Regions from separate parts of the Homo sapiens genome. Here region 1 is linked to region 2. The links are chromatin contacts, found by Hi-C or POLR2A ChIA-PET in ENCODE. All regions are on one chromosome and are shown on one strand. The core of a region is the stretch at or near the end of the contact, and the rest is flanking DNA. Distances in the headings are between cores, read along the strand shown. Region 1 holds the start of AQP7 (aquaporin 7). Region 2 has its middle 11 kb from the start of SPINK4.

Region 1 (5,457 bases), core at 805-3,304, 170 kb before region 2:
AAGTCAGAACTCCTTGGCCTGGCTGACAAAGCCCTTCATGGTCTATCCCTGCCCACTTCCGCAGCCCTCTGCAAGTCACTCGCAGTTCCCAGGTTTTCTCACAATCCCATCAAGCTTCAAATGCCCCGGTGCCCCATCCCCCTGCTCGTTTTGGAAAACTCAGTTCCCACGTCACCTCTAACGGAAGACCCTTGTACCCCTCCAGCTTGGGATAGCCCCGTCTGTATTCCTTCCAGCCTATCTGGTGTGTCCTAAGTCACCTGCTGCTTACCTGTCTCTGCCGTGAGACAGATGGGACTGTGTCTTCTCCACCTCTCAGTCCCCAGGGTCAAGCCCTGTAAAAGAGCTTAGAGCCTGATCTCTGACCCCAGCATGGATCCCAATTCCCTCCCTCACCAACCTGACACCAGCCCATTCCAACTCTGCCCAAGTGCTGACCTCATCCAAGACCCCAGATCCACTTCTAACATGACCTCATCCCGGCCCTGGGAGCACACATGGGAAAGGAAAAAAGGCAGGACTCTCCCATTTCCAAGCGTGCACCCCTCCCTTCCTGAGGAAGAAAGGCTGAATCTTGAGCCCACGTAGAATCTGCAGAGGGAGGCCGGGCGCAGTGGCTCACACCTATAATCCCAGCACTTTGGGAGGCCGAGGCGGGTGCATTACCTGAGGTCAGGAGTTCGAGACCAGCCTGACCAACATGGTGACACCCCGTCTTTACTAAAAATCCAAAAAAACTAGCTGGGCTTGGTGGTGCATGCCTGTAATCCCAGCTACTTGGGAGGCTGAGGCAGGAGAATCACTTGAACTGGGAGGCAGAGATTGTGGTGAGACAAGACTGTGCCACTGCACTCCAGCCTGGGCGGAGCGGGACTCCGTCTCAAAAAAAAAAGAATCTGCAGAGGGAAGTTAGTGCCTTACAGAGGGCTTCTGACTAGGAAGCCCCGGGACTGTGGCCGACCCCTTCCTCTCCCTGCCTCACCCCTGCAGAAAGATCTGCAGAAAAAGCTGGAAGGGGTGGGAGGGTGTGTGCAGGGGTGGGGACTGGGGCTATGCAGGTTCCAGACCTGGTCTTTGGCACCCTCTACAGGACAGTTCCATTCCCAGACCTGAGCTTTGGACAACTGAATCTTATGCCCCTTCCCACCCATGGAGCCTGGTGCCGGAAGTTCCCAGGACTTACCCACCGTCCACCACGCCACATAGCAAGCGTCCTCAGTGTCTGCAGACCAGAAACACCTCCCTTGTGTCTCAGCACTGGGCCACCTGCTGAAACCCCAAACTGCCTGCCCCATTGTTTGAGACCCAGTCAGGCCTTGGCTCCAAAAGTCCTCTGGGACTGCTGCTGGCCCCCAGGGTCTCTCCTGACTGCACCTCGGTCCCGGAGCTCCCACACCGCTGAGCCCCGAGCCCGATGTCCCGATCCAGCTCTGGGTCCTTTACGGGGGCCTTGCTGGCCTTTCCTAAGGGAGGTGTTTTCCCGAGGACAGGTGGACTGCTCCTCAGACTAGGGGCCCTCGGAGGGCCAGGCCTGGGCTTCTACCTCCTCTCGCAGGCTGGTGTTTCTCTGCAAATATGGCTCGTGTGTCCTCCTTCCTCTCAGACTGGGGGCCCCTGAGGACTGGGCCTGAGTTTCCCTTTCCCCCTTCACAATGGGGGTTCCCTGAGGACTGACCCAGGGCCTCCCCCGTCCCCTCCACCTGGCTGTTAATCTCCAACACTTCCACCTCCAGTCCTATTCTGCACAGCTCTCCCCAGCGCTGGGGGCTCAGAGGCCTCTTCAGCCTTCCCCAGGGCTGGGGCTCAGGGAGGGCTTCCTCAGGCGCTGGCCCCAGAGTCAGGCTGCACATTGGCTTGGAGGACAGGCCTTTCCTCTGGGACTGAGAGGCCCAGAGTGCCCACCCAGAGCTCCACCTCTGACCTCACAAAGGCCTGCTTCAGAACTCGGTCTCCACGGCACTGCTGGCCGGACGAGGGATGTTATTTTGGGCAGTGCATCTGGACTTGGTTCAAGTGGCACCAGCCAAACCCCTGCCTTACTGACCTCTCCCCTGGAGGAGCAGGAGCAGCGCTCGAGGCCGCCCTGGGAGAGCTGAGAGGCAGGCTCTGGACTGGGGACACAGGGATAGCTGAGCCCCAGCTGGGGGTGGAAGCTGAGCCAGGGACAGTCACGGAGGAACAAGATCAAGATGCGCTGTAACTGAGAAGCCCCCAAGGCGGAGGCTGAGAATCAGAGACATTTCAGCAGAGTGAGTGGGGCTCCAGGCAGGGTGGGGATGGGGCAGCCTCCTCAGCGCCCAGATCTGGAAGGGCCATTCCCTGGGTACCATACAGGGAGGAGGTGACTGAGGGATTGTTTGGGGAAGGAGCCCCGTCTGGGAGTGGAAGTCCCGGCTTTCTTGTTATGGTGCAGTCCTGTGTTGCTGTGTGACACAGGCACATACACCCTCTCTCTGGGCCTCAGTTTCCTTACCTGTAAGTTGGTTGTTGGGAGGACCAGCGGTAGAGCAGAGATGGCAGGGATGCACTGAGCTGGGCTGTCAGCAGACCATGGGGGTGGGACGAGGAGAGAGCTGAAGACCACCGGCAGTGGACCACAGCGGGAGGCGTGCAGGCAGGAGACGGGTCAGCTGCCGGCTTGCTGGAGTCATTCCTCCCACGCAGTCCCCTCCTGAGGGGCTGGAGCTGGGGCTGGAGGGTTTCGGCAGTCAGGGCTGGAGATAAGAGTCTGTGCTGGAGCTAGAGGGAACTGGGCTAGAGAATCAGGAGGACAGACAGGGTGAGGGGACTTCGGGCTACCTTCATGCTGTCAGTTAGAGATAAAGATAGGAGTACAAAGGGGAATTTTTGGGTGAGGTACACGGGTGAAATGAGTTTTCAGGGCCTCATCCTGTGTGTTCACCTTCTGTGTGTGTGTGTGTGCATGCGTGCATGTGTGTGTGTGTGCAGGTCCTGGACAGTCGCAGCTTAAGTTAGCAGCAAGAGGACTTGAGGTTAAAGGTATAGCACGCAAATATGAGGCTGGAGCCACTGAGTAGAGGCTGAGGGCATCTCCACAGTCCAAAGCCGGGCTGCAGACACGGAAGGTCAGCAGGAGCACTGGAGGGTCTGGCCTGGGGCTGGGGTCCTGGGGCCAGCATGGGTGGGGTGGGGCTCCAGGGCGTCGCCTCATTGGCTGAGCACCGCTCCTCCCTCCCTGTTCCTTGGCTGGGTTAAGGGAGTGGCACTAGCAGGAGCTGCCCCAGGGCTTCTCCCCTGGGGACCAAGGTCTGATGGAAGTGTGGGGCCAAGTTCTGTGTCCTCCAGCCCTAGTGACCTCTCTTTGGCTCCTCAGCATCTACAAATCTGAAAGACAAAACATGGTTCAAGCATCCGGGCACAGGCGGTAAGTACCCCACCCTCTTCTCACCCTCCAGCCCCCTGTCCTTCACCCAGCCCACTTCAGTGCCCTCCCTGTTCCATCCTCAGCCTCTCCCTTGGGGCAGCTGTCCCCACTCGACCTCCTCCTCCCCACCCACCCACTCGCCTCTGAGGTCCCAGAAGAAGAGCATCTTCCACCTGTTGCCTGGGCTGGGTCCTGGGGTGAGGGGAGGCTCAGAAATACTTGGATGAGGGTCAAGGCATGCAGGTGGCCTTCAACTCAACTGCACTCAGCACCTCTCACCCTCTCAGGCTCAGCTGTCTTTGGGGTGAACAAGAGCCAGTCCTTGCAATGGCCAAGGCCCAGCCTTGTTAGCTTTCTGGCCTCCCCACTCCAGCCCCCTGCTCTCCCTCCTCCAGCCACACTGAGTTTCTTTTCAGGTTTTTTTTTTTTTCCGAGATGGAATCCAGTTCTGTCGCCCAGGCTGGAGTGCAATGGCATGATCTTGGCTCACTGCAACCTCCTCCTCCCGGGTTCAAGCGATTCTCTTGCCTCAGCCTCCTGAGTAGCTGTGATTACAGGATTACAAGCACACACTACCACACCCAGCTAATTATTATTATTATTATTTTGGTATTTTTAGTAGAAATGGGGTTTCGCCATGTTCGCCAGGCTGTTCTTGAACTCCTGACCTCAGGTGATCCACCCGCCTTGGCCTCCCAAAAGGTTGGGATTACAGGTGTGAGCCACTGCACCTGGCCTCACACTGACTTTCTTTGCTTTCTTCAAACATGCTGAGAGTCCTCTGGTGACTAGTCTCCCTCCACCTGAGAGGCTTTCTGCAGCTAACATACAGCCCACTCTCGTCTCCTTCATGGCTTTGCTCCAAGGCCACCTTCTCAACAAGGATTACTCTGGCTGCCCTATTTGAAATCACACCCCATCTCCAGCCCCTGCACTCCCAATTCCCCTCTCCTTGCTCTGTTTTTTTCCGTAGGAGCTGGTACCTTCGCTTATACAAATGTACTTACTTATTACATTTCATTGCTGTCAGCTCCACGCAAGCAGGGATATTTGCCTGTTGTACACTTGGACGGAGAGAATGAATAGTGCCACTCTGTTGACATCATTGCCTCTAGCCTACATCGCTCTCCAGGGCTTTAGATCCTGTTTCTAGAGACCCACTGGTGTCTCACAGGCAACTCAGCTCCTAGATGGAAACAGCCTCCTCCGCCCCCTGCAAGTCCACTCCTCCTGTGCTCTTGGCTCAGTCAGGGGTCCCCTTCTCCTCAGTTGCTCAAGCCAGAAGTCAAGGTCATGTCCTTCATACTTCCCTCTCCCCCATGTCTCACATCCAGTCACCAATCTCCTAAAATATCTAGAATGTGCACAGCTTCCACCATTCTTTCTACCACCACCCTACTCCCCCATGGCCATGTCAGGCCACCACCCGCCCATTCTTCAAAACCCCCTTCAGGCCTCACCTCCCATGCCTTCCCTGAGCTCCCCCAGTCCCAGGCTGCTTCTCTCTGGTGTTGTTGCCATTACCCATCTCTTCCATTAAACAGAGTGACCCAAGGGTGGAGAGTGGGTTTTGACTTTGTATCCCTGGTGCTTGACTCATAAGTAGATGCTCAACAAAAAAAAATTTTTTTTTTTTGAGATGGAGTCTTGCTCTGTTGCCCATGCTGGAGTGCAGTGGCATGATCTCGGCTCACTGCAACTTCTGCTTCTTGGGTTCAAGCGATTCTCATGTCTCAGCCCCTCCCCCCCCAGCTGGTATTACAGGTGCCTGCCACCATGCCCAGCTAATTTTTTTTTTATTATTAGTGGAAATGGGGTTCTGCCATGTTGGCCAGGCTGGTCTTGAACTCCTGACCTCAAGTGATCCACCTGCCTCGGCCTCCTAAAGTGTTGGGATTACAGGCATGAGTCACCATGCCTGGCCAACCAATGTTTGTTGAATTAAGAAATGTTGGTTAGCAGGTTGAATTGTTGGCTCGTGGTTAGTTGGATAGTTTATGGTTGGCTGGTTGATTAGATAATTAAATGAGTTAATAGCTGGTTAACAGGAGAATCAGTTAGTTGGTTTTTGA
Region 2 (5,692 bases), core at 1,199-3,698:
TCAGATTATCACAGCCTGGTGCAACATGTCACAACTCCAGACCACTATGAATTTTGATAGGGTCCTTGGGTTGCAAGCAACAGAAGTAGATTTTGGCAAACCTCAGCAGAATAATAATTTTCCAGAAGGATGTGGTATTGTCTTAGGTTGGACTCAGGGGCAGACCATGAGAAAAGCACATTAGATTCCAAATCATTTTCTGGGAGGCAATCCCACGAAACACCTGCAGGAGAGTGGGAATAAGGAAGGCAGGGAAGGGAACTAATAATGTATGCATCGCTGAGGTTACCACTGGGGAAACTGGGCCTCAATCCAACCAGGGATGGCTGGGACACTGTGTGGCACACATGGCAGAGTTATCCCCACTGAGAGGTGAAGGAATTGGGGTATATATCCAGCAACTCCCAACAGTCGCTGATTGAGGGCTGCTGGAAGAGAGACCATTAACTCCCTGGCACTATCGGCTAGCTCCTTTCATGTCTCTGGGCTCCTAGAGAAAGCCTCCGGGCAAAGGATTGCAAGGGTTGCACAGGGAGGCCGCAGGTATGCACAAGAATGGGGAGTGGTAAACAGTGTGGGTGGGACACTGACAGTGCCTGCTACCACAGCTGCACAAAAAACTAGGTGACAAGCTGAAAAAACTATGCCCCAAAAGAACTGGGCTCAAAAAACCTAGAGTTATGTGTCCACATTCCGTTTTTTTGGTTTTTGTTTTAGAGACAAGGTCTTGCTCTGTTGCCCAGGCTGGAGTGCAGTGGTGAGATCACGGCTCACTGCAGCCTTGACCTTCCTGGCTTAAGCGATCTTCTCTCCTCAGCCTCCCAAGTAGCTGGAACCACAGGTATGCATCACCATGCCCAGCTAATTTTTTATTTTTATTTTGTAGAGACAGGGTCTTCTTATGTCGCCCAGGCTGTTCTCGAGCTCCTGGGCTCAAGTGATCCTCCCAAAGTGCTGGCATTATAGATGTGAGCACTGTGCCCAGCCCATGTCTACTTTCTGACCAGGGAAGGGAAGGCATTTTTATGGACAGTCCCTTATTTGTATCCAATGAAGGTAAGTAGGTCTCCAAAGAAAACCTGGGATTCTATTACCGAAAGGAGGAATGTTGCTGGTCAGACAAAAGCCACAGATGTTACTAAACCTTCCCCACATGCTTACTTTGTTTTGTTTTGTTTTGAGACAGAGTTTTGCTCTGTTGCACAGGCTGGAGTGCAGTGGCACGATCTCAGCTCACTGCAACCTCCGCCTCCCGGGTTCAAGGGATTCTCCCACCTCAGCCTCCCGAGTAGCTGGGATTATAGACGCGCACCACCACACCCAGCTAATTTTTGTATTTTAAGTAGAGACAGGGTTTCACCATGGCCACATGCTGATCTTTCACTTGTACGATGAATTCGCTCACAAGAGCCCAGGGCTTCATAAAGCTGGCCCAACAAGGGCCTCCTGATGGCTCCTGGACACAGGGGTGCCGTTGTCCAGAGTAACAGCTCCCAGACTCATGTTGGAGTCCTGAGTGCTGCCTCCCTTCTGGGCTGTGCCAGGGGTGGGCCAGGAGGCAGCCATGCCATCAGAACCTGGGCTCTGGAGTCTGGACACCTTGTCTGTGTGACCTTGGGTGTGTCATTGCACCTCTGAGCCTCAGTTGCTCACCTGTAATCAGGGCTACTTCATGTGGTTGTGTGGAATGTGTTCTGTTCATCTCCAGGGGGTGCCATTCCCCTTAGATTCCATGGGCCCTGTAGTGTGCACTTAACTGGAGTGGGGGCAGGTAAGGTATCCAGCAGCAAAGTTCAGAGGCCATGCAACCTGCCCAAAGGATCCTGGGGTGTGCTGGGGAGAACCAGAGTTTTGTTCACAATCTCCCACTCTCATACTTTTCTTTGGGGGGGCTGTCATCATGCTCTCCCACTTATAGACAGGCTTACTGTTTGCTATTAGGGATGGGGAGGTATGGCTGCAGACCGCTTTTCCCAACTTTGTGAACTAAAGGAACAGAAGGGACTTTTCTCCTCTCCCCACAGCCTCCTTCAGTGTATAAAAACCCAAGAGGAGACTCTGATTGGGTTGGGTAAGTCATGTGCTCATCTCTTGAACCAATCAATGTGGCCTGGAAATTGGGCATCTGTGATGGGCCGGGCTGAGGTCACATGTACCCTATTGTTGCCAAAGGAACAGGATAAAATGATTAGCGATTTTGGAGCCTGGCAAATGGCACAGCCTCAGAGCCCAAAAGGCTAAAGTCTTCAGTCGGTTCCAGGAGCCCTGGAAATTCTTTCCTTTTCATGATGTTTCTTTTCCATATCCAAGGTGGCCCTGGTTGGTACCCACCCTCTTAAGGCAGACTCTCTTCCAGGCAGGTGCTTTCAACATGCCCATGGGCACTGGTCCAAGGCAGGCAAGGGAGAGGTCTAGTTCTCATGCTCAAAGGCGCCCAGTAAATATTTGAGGTGAGTCAGTGCGTTGACAGGTGAGGCCTCAGGGCTTGTCTGCCCCTCCCTGGTGATTGTCTCCACCTGACCCTCAAGCTGCCCGAAGATCTCTGCTGCCCTCTCCCTGTGGTGGGTGTGATCTGGGCATGGTCCCCTGCCCAGGGTCTCCTGCCCACCTCTTTCTTCCCAGCCTCGAGGAGGGGTCCTTAGATCCGCACAAGGAGTTCCCCCTCTTAGCCTCTTAACCTGGCCTTATAATTCTATCTATTTTACAGACGAGAAAATTAAGGCTCAGAAAGATTAAATGACAAGTTCGAAGTTTCCAGCATTGTAAGTGGCAGAGCCGGCATTCAAAACAATATCTGATTTTAAATCTCAGACTCTTACCAGATTCCTCTGCCCACCATAGATTCTGGTTTTAAATACATACACCCAGAAGCCCATCCTGGCCCAGTAACTGAAATAGCAGGAGCTGAAAGAGCCGCACAATTTGAAGTGAGTTTCGTGGAAAATTCTGTGGTCCAGCCTTGGCAGGAAGTTGCCAAAATAGTCGAGTGTGGACCACAGGTGGAACCTCCTTGCATCTGGGCCCAGCTAAGGTCTAGAGGTCCCTGAATATAGACCCTCTCCAAAAGGCAGTCATTCCAGGGGGTCCAGGCAGAAGGTGGGAGGAGCTGCCACACATGCCCCACGGCACTTATAGGTTCAGCAGGCAGGACCCATGTGACCCCAGCTTGGCATCTTCCCAGACACAGCCACTGGCAGTATCTATGACCAGGCTGAATTTAGACACGGGGTCCAAAATACTGCTACTCATCCCACCACCGACCCCAGCAACCTGCACCCTCCTCACCAACATTCACATAGTACCTGTGCTGTCCTCGGCATTGTTCAGAGGGTACACTGCTCCCTTTGCAGAACCTCTCCTGTCTGGCCCTCAAGGCCAACCTCCCCCTCCCTTTATGGTGAATGGGGTATGGGCATGGAGTCTCCTGCCGTCTCTCCTCTTCCCTCCCAGATTTGAAAAGAAGTCTTTGGACTCTCACCAGGATATGTGATATCCTGATATGTCCAGCCTTAGGGTCTTCTGCTGTCCCTTTCTGAGAATCTGTGCTTGCTGGGAACCCAGGACAGCTCCAAGGACAGGAAGGACTGAAGGAAGGGGCAGTGTGGTTTGGAGAAAGATCCCAGATTCAGGAATACGACAGAACCGGGTTTGAACCCTCATTTGGCCACTCACTCACTGTGATAGGCAGACCGATGCTCCCATCCCCCCAAATACCTACCTCCTTATCCCCCAAACCTGTGAATATGTTACCTCACATGACAAAAGGGATTCTGCATCTGTGATCAAAGGAAGGATCCTGAAATGGGGAGGTTATCCTGGGTTACCTGGGTGAGCTTGGGCCATAAAGTTCTCATAAGAGGGAGGAGGGAGAGTCAAAGAAGGAGCTGTGATGATGAAAGCAGAGTGGGGGGTGATGCAGGCCTGGATCCCAGGGTTAGAGGCAGCCTTAAGAAGCTGGCAAGGGCAAGGGACGTTTTCTCCCGTAGGGCCCCCAGAGGGAGAGCAAGCCTGTGCCCCATTTCTGACTCTGACCCCCGAGTGGAACAGAATGCATTGATGTTGTTTGAAGCCTCTGCGTTTGTGGTAATTTGTGACTGCAGCCATGGGGTGTGAATCCACAAGTTCTGTGACCTCAAGCAAATTCCTTAACCGGAGAGCCCACATTCCCTCATGGGGTGAGGGTGCCGTGGCTCATGCCTATAATCCCAGCATTTTTGGGAGGCTGAAGTGAGAGGATTGCTCGATCCCAGGAGTTTGTGATCAGCCTGGGCAATATAGCGAGATCTCGTCTTGACAAAAAATTGTAAAATTAGCCAGGCATGGTAGCACACGCCTCTAGTCCCAGGTATTTGGGTGGCTGAGGTGGGAGGATCGATTGAGCCTGGAGGTGGAGGCTGCAGTTAGCACCACTGCACTTCTGCCTGGCCTACAGAGTGAGACCCTGTCTCAAAAATGACAACAACAACAATAATAACGCCTACCTTGAAGTGTTGTATTAAAAAGTATATATTAGGGCTGGGTGCGGTGGCTCACACCTGTAATCTTAGCACTTTGGGAGGCCAAGGCGGGCATATCACTTGAGGTCAGGAGTTCGAAACCAGCCTAGCCAACATGGTGAAACCTCGTCTCTACTAAAAATACAAAAAAACATTAGCCTGGCATGGTGGCGGGTGCCTGTAATCCCAGCTACTCAGGAGGCTGAGGCAGGAGAATCGCTTGAACTCCGGAAGGGGAGGTTGCAGTGAGCTGAGATTGCGTCACCGCGCTCTAGCCTCGGTGACAGAGTAAGACTCTGTCTCCAAAAAAAAAAAAATTAAACGCCTGGCTCATAACAAAACTTAATACATGATGCCGTTATGAAAAGGAGGAAGAGAGAGGTGAGGAGAAACAGAAAGAGGAAGAGGGAAGAGAGAAGTTGGGTGGTGAAGCTACAGCCAGCCCCATGTTCTGGGCAGCTCCAGGCAATGCGGGGCCCATGGAAACCTGCCCATCTCTTCACCTGGCTTTCATTCATTTTGACTTCAGGACACTCTTATTCTCCTTAGAAGGGTCAGGGCCAACCTCTACTAATAGACCCCTATGAAAGCTTTCCCTACTGAATGAAGAACTGCAGTAAAAAACAGGTATAAGAGCCTGCCCCAGTATACGCCTCTGGCACTCCTGTGGCTCCACGCCACCAATGCACAGCAGCAGATTTGTCTTTCCGCCTTTTTAACTTTCCAGGCTTGACCAACAGTAGCCTATGCAGAAATGTGCAAGTCACAAGCTGAATCCTTCTTTTGTGAAGGAATTGAGCTGGTGACCTGAGAGAGCTGGGGTGTGTGTGTGTGTGTGTGTGTGTGTGTGTGTGTGTGTGATTTCCAATTGCCTCCAATTTCTCCACATTCTCAACATTTTAACATTCTAGTGAGTGTAAAGTGATATCTCATTGTGGTTTTAGCTTGCATTTTCCTGAAAACTAATAATGGTGGGCACTTTTTCCTGTACTATATAGCTACTTATATATCTCCGAATGTTGATTCACGACTTTTTGCCTATTTAGATAAGCTGGGTTGTTCATCTTTTTATTGCTGATACAAATACATTGTTGGTGGATGTGTAAAATGATACAACTTATTTGGAGAATTGTTTTTCGCAATTAAAAAAATTACACATCTATCCATGCTATGACCTTGCAATTCCATCCACAGTA

What was found. A loop is a pair of places that touch in the nucleus more often than their neighbours do. ChIA-PET counts read pairs that join two places held with the same protein, here RNA polymerase II (POLR2A). Pooled maps may share reads with other maps.
Region 1: a map of PC-9 shows a loop between it and region 2 (21-fold over the local background). The contact joins the promoter of AQP7 here to the enhancer-like site in region 2. A Hi-C loop is called at or near these places in 2 of 168 maps with a recorded cell type or tissue (Caco-2 and PC-9) and 6 of 50 pooled maps. POLR2A ChIA-PET finds 5 or more read pairs at or near these places in 1 of 52 experiments (AG04450).

The regions. Positions count from the first base shown.
Region 1 is chr9:33,399,165-33,404,621 of GRCh38, reverse strand. It overlaps AQP7 (aquaporin 7), which reads left to right and starts at 2,054. Exons shown (of 8, transcript NM_001170.3): 1 at 2,054-2,249; 2 at 3,335-3,385. The coding sequence starts at 3,360. It overlaps LOC105376020 (a long non-coding RNA gene), which reads right to left and starts at 3,101. Exons shown (of 3, transcript NR_188543.1): 1 at 2,800-3,101; 2 at 2,474-2,714. RefSeq lists an enhancer at 1-286 and a silencer at 2,837-3,131.
Region 2 is chr9:33,226,332-33,232,023 of GRCh38, reverse strand. No RefSeq gene overlaps it. Among named protein-coding and RNA genes, the nearest start is that of SPINK4, 11 kb to the left of the region's middle. RefSeq lists an enhancer at 4,759-4,928. Within about 2 kb of position 2,448, at least 6 of the 41 ENCODE cell types and tissues checked have a DNase peak (open chromatin) inside an H3K27ac peak, as active enhancers do.